2 separate regions of the Homo sapiens genome follow, and region 2 is linked to region 1. The links are chromatin loops, found by intact Hi-C in ENCODE. Cell type or tissue: heart left ventricle. All regions are shown on one strand.

Evidence for each region. A loop is a pair of places that touch in the nucleus more often than their neighbours do. Peaks named below come from ENCODE experiments on the same cell type or tissue, not always from the same donor. Only the 100,000 strongest peaks of a DNase experiment are listed, where the experiment ranks them.
Region 2: a loop joins it to region 1, with 4 times the contacts of the local background. A loop is called at or near these places in 30 of 110 quality-filtered maps.

Annotation. Positions count from the first base shown.
Region 1 is chr3:196,271,751-196,274,250 of GRCh38, reverse strand. All of the region lies in intron 1 of PCYT1A (phosphate cytidylyltransferase 1A, choline), which reads left to right. Among named protein-coding and RNA genes, the nearest start is that of PCYT1A, 15 kb to the left of the region's middle. RefSeq lists an enhancer at 668-1,167. In heart left ventricle, no CTCF peak of the experiment used is centred here; DNase peaks (open chromatin) are centred at 660 and 1,210.
Region 2 is chr3:196,518,332-196,520,831 of GRCh38, reverse strand. It overlaps a transcript of SMCO1 not described here. Among named protein-coding and RNA genes, the nearest start is that of SMCO1, 4.2 kb to the right of the region's middle. In heart left ventricle, a CTCF peak has its summit at 1,475 (motif pointing right); no DNase peak of the experiment used is centred here.

The DNA.
Region 1 (2,500 bases):
CCCGGGCTTCCCTGTGCTTTTGGGGGCCCAGGAACCTCCCCTGCCCCTGCAGGCTTGAAGTGCCTGCTCCCACTGCCTGGCCTCTCCTTGCTCCTGGTGCCTGCTCTGATTTTGGAGCAAAGTTGAGGCCAAGCCTGGGCACTGTCATGACCTGGCTGGGTTTGCGTGTGCTAGGGGCAGTGCTGACATGCCAGCCCCCTTCTGCCTTGGCCCCCTCTGGATTTTGGGTGTCCAGCAGCACAGGAGGGGACGCCAAGGCGGAGCTGAGAGCAGCTCCATTCAGGCCTGCAGGCGCCCCTTCGTGAATAGCCTGGGCGCTGTGGACAGCAGGTTGATGACAGCAGGAGGCAGACAGGCTCCTAGGCGGAAATGGGCGGGTCCCTGGTGAAGCCCCACCTTCAAGCCAGGGATGGCCTGAAGCCTGGGGCCCAGGCTGCCAGTTCTGTGGACTGGAATGAGAACTTACGATGCTTTTTCCGGGCTGCCTGTGGCTGCCCATGGACCAATCAGCATGCACTTCCTGCCCGCTGAAGCCCGTAGAAACCCTGGACTCAGCCATACTTGATGGGATGACCTGCCTGCGGATAGGAGCTTCCCACTCCAGGTCTCCTCTCCACTGAGGGCTGCAGAGACGTCAGGATGACCTGCCTGCAGATAGGAGCTATCCACTCTGGGTCTCCTCTCCGCTGAGGGCTGCACAGATGCTGGGACGACCTGCTGCGGAAAGGAGCTACCCGCTTGGGGTCTCCTGAGGGCTGTTGTGTTGCTCAATAAAGCACCTCTTCACCTTGCTCGTCCTCCAGTTGTCCATATACCTCATTCTTCCTGGACGTGGGACAAGAACTCGGGATCTGCCAAATGGTGGGACTGAAAGAGCTGAAACACAAACAGAGCCGAAACACGTCCTCCCCTCCCCCACTGCTTGCCACGCTGTGGGCAACAGAAAGAGAGAAGAGAGGAGAGAGAAAGAGAAGAGCTGTAGCCCTTTGGGAAGCCCAGACCTAGGAGCTCCTTGAGCCAGGGCTGTGACACCCTCTTTGGAGCTCTGTGGTTCCTGGCCTCTCCAAGCTTCTGGGCAGCACCATGTTCCCCAGTGCCTGCAGTGGAAGCTGCTTGTAGTACGCCTGGTTCAGCTGCAGCCTCTCAGGGAGCTGGCGCCTCGAGCTGCTCACCCCCTGGCAGCTGGCGTGCCTGGCTGTGCGCAGTGGCCGGACCCTGTGCTGGCTCGCCTGTGCACCTCTTGCCGCTCCGTGCCTGGCTTGTCCTTGGCATGCATGGAATCTGTGCTGGTAACACAAGCTGAGCATAGCCTACCAGGCTGAGTGGACGGAACGAGCCCGGCGGGCCTGAGCAAAACTCAGGCAAAGGTGCCACTGGCCACAGAGGTTTCTGGCTAGCGAAGTGACACCCCAAGTATTCTGTGACTTAAACATGAAATACAGAATATTCAGAACTTTGCTGTAATAGCTAGTTGCTAGAAACTCTCTGCTAAATGAGACAATAATAAATAAGTTCCTTTGGGGGAAGGAGAATCCCTGAGGGGGTTTTAATAGCTGGAAACTGTGAACAAGCTTGAGGTGTTAAGACCCTGAAAGAGGAAAGGGAAATGAGTACTGAGAAAAGAAGGGGAAGGGCCAGGTGCAGTGGTTCACACCTGTAATTCCAGCACTTTGGGAGGTCGAGGTGGGTGGATCACCTGAGGTCAGGAGTTCAAGACCAGCCTGGCCAACATGACAAAACCCTGTCTCTACTAAAAATACAAAAATTGGCTAGGCGCCATGGCTCACGCCTGTAATTTCAGCACTTTTGGAGGACGAGGCAGGTGGATCACGAGGTCAGGTGTTCGAGACCAGCCTGGCCAACATAGGGAAACCCTGTCTCTACTAAAAATACAAAAAATTAGCCAGGCGTGGTGGTGGGTGCCTGTAATCCCACCTACTCAGGAGGCTGAGGCAGGAGAATCGCTTGAACCTGGGAGGCGGAGGTTGTAGTGAGCCGAGATGGTGCCACTGCACTCTAGCCAGGGTGACGGAGTGAGACTCTTTCTCAAAAAAAAAAAAAAGGAAAGAAGGAGAAGGACATTTAAAAAATACATTATGCTGGTCCTAGCTATTCTGGAGGCTCAGATGGGAGGATTGCTTAAGCTCAGGAGTTTGAGGCTACAGTGTGCTATGATTATGGCTGTGAGAGCCGAGATCGTGCCACTGCACTCTAGCCAGGGTGACAGAGTGAGACTCTTTCTCAAAAAAAAAAAAAAGGAAAGAAGGAGAAGGACATTTAAAAAATACATTATGCTGGTCCTAGCTATTCTGGAGGCTCAGATGGGAGGATTGCTTAAGCTCAGGAGTTTGAGGCTACAGTGTGCTATGATTATGGCTGTGAGAGCCGAGATCGTGCCACTGCACTCTAGCCAGGGTGACAGAGTGAGACTCTTTCTCAAAAAAAAAAAAAAGGAAAGAAGGAGAAGGACATTTAAAAAATACATTATGCTGGTCCTAGC
Region 2 (2,500 bases), 250 kb before region 1:
TTATTATACTGAAACAGTTTGTGCCTTCAGTCTCTTGTCTCAGCACCTAGGTAATCCTTCACCCACACATCTCCATATTTTTCTGCTGCCTGAAGAACTGCCTGCTTTTCAGCAGCGGTGAGAGTCTGACTTAGGAGCAACACGTGAGATCAAACACCTGAGTTAAATTTTGGAAAGTTTCTATATATCTATCGGGGTCGTCAGAAAATCGGCTTGTCTCCCTTTATTTGCTTAAGATCCTGTAATGAGAAGGGAACATGAAGCTTCATAGCACCATTTCCATCAGGCATTTCCTGCAGAGGTAAGAGCGAAGTGGGCAAAGTGGGTGATATTGAAGATGGTGGAGCTGGAGGAGCTGATGGCATGATTGGAGGGGGTTCTGGATGAGGGGGACTAGAAGGGTTGGGACATTCAATAGCTGTCTCAGATTGCTCCTCTGGAATCTGCTTTAGCTCTGGGGAATTATTACCTATGGGCTTGCCTGCCATGGCTGCTAAAAGAACTGAGTCCATTGTACAAAACTTGTAAAGATCTGGGTTGTCTCACAGGGCAGAGAAAGCCTGTACATAGGGGACCTCAGACCATTTGCCCTTCTGTCTGCAGAAAAGATCGAATTTTTGGATAATATTAAAAGCAAGGCTCCCTCCAGCGGGTTTGTCTGTCCCCAGGATGGTAAGAAGGCCATGCCCTTGTGCAATATAACATGAGGTGCTTTTTCTTCAAAGTCTCAAGGTTGAAGAAGTCCCAGCGTTTTAGAATGCACTTGAGAGGAGTGCAGGTCGTAGATGGTCTGTTTCCCATCTAGAAAGAGAAGTGAGAAAAAGCCATCCATTTAGTCTCCTTCCTTTTGGTGTGTGACCCAGGGTGGAGAAGAAGACAGTGGGAGCGTCCCCCCCGACTGTTTTCCCTCCTTGGTTCCTGGGTCCTGGCACCTTGTTAAATGTGCCGCCCGTGGTTGTAGGTGTGACTCTCCAAGCCATGGAACCAGAGAAACTAGAAGATGGGATTAGTCATGCCTACCCATGCTATCCTAGTTCTCTGCATGTGGTTCCCCTTTTATTTCCTAGACTTGTGTGATCTGTGTGCCTCCCTGGAAAATGGATCTTGGGAAAAACTATGTAAAAGGCAAGGCTTCTTTAACGGAGGGAATGTGCTGGATTGGCTACTATTATGGCCCGCACTAGGGCATTTACCCTTAGAAAATGGTTCAGGTTAACTTCCAGACTTAAAATCCCCTTACTAATTAAGTACTGTTTTAATTGGAGACAGAATAGGTGCCTTAAAGGGACTTAAGGACCTAATGGCGATTTTCCTGCCGATGGGACAGTATCAGGACTAAAATTTGGCTGCAGAGGACATTTTACTCCTAATTGTTGGGGCAGAATTTTCCTATTCACAGAAGCAGCATAAAGAAAGCTGCAAAATGGAAAAATTGGGAAGCTACAGTGGACCAACGTGTCTTACAGAGGGGATTTCTATTTCCACGAGGTGGCGCTGTTGGCTTAAATATACCACGTGCTCGCACGAGGACTAGTAGCGAGTGACCTCACTGTGTGGGAAAGGGGAGGCCCTCTGTTCCTAAAAGATCACAAGATCCTGAACTACATCCATGGTTACTACAGCATTTCCTGATCTTCCCCAACAGGATTACTTCCCTGGGCTGCAAAAATTCCCTCACATTTGACACACAGAGAAAATAAGAGACATAGTGATCGCAGATAGAAAAAGAAGGGAAATTTTGCAACAGGCTAGCTGGGGACCCTTTACCAACACCTGGGCAGGCTATTGGAGGCTGAGTCCAGTCCAGAAGCATTTGAATAACACAAGGGTGTGCACTGGCCAGAAATTCTCAATTGCTTAAGAACTTTTCCTGGCCTCACGGGATGGTTAGGTTTCCTTGTTGAAAGGAAGCTGATTTGAAGCATGGCCAACGTGCCCAGTGACCCATGGGTATTGGGGGGGTCTCCATGTTCTCCCCAGTAAGCCTGACATCCAAGTCTCTAAGAATGGCAGCCACACTAACCGTGTCTTTAACTGGCTGATGGATGCTTGTTATTGATTTGATTAGATTTTAAAATGGAGACCAAGAGCCTTGGAATGAAAGGACAGATTTTGAGTCCGCTCCTCTACTCACTGCTCCATTGAATGTTGTACCTTGGGATTCCGGATGAGCCCCCAAAAATGACATGGCTACGTTGTCTAGGGAAACACCCAGGGTCCTTTGTCTTGTGCCAGGGTCCTTTGTCTCCAGCACTTTGGGAGGCTGAGGCAGGTGGATCACTTGAGGTCAGGAGTTAGAGACCAGCCTGGCCAACATGGCGAAACCCCGTCTCTACTAAAAATACAAAAACTAGCTGAGCATCGTGATATGGCTCCATTGTCTGGGGAAACATCCAGGGTCCTTTGTCACATGCCGAGAAAATTAGCAACATAGACACACGTAGAGTGGATTAAGGAGTGGAAAGTTTAGTAGGCAAGAAGGAAGAGAACAGCTCCCCTG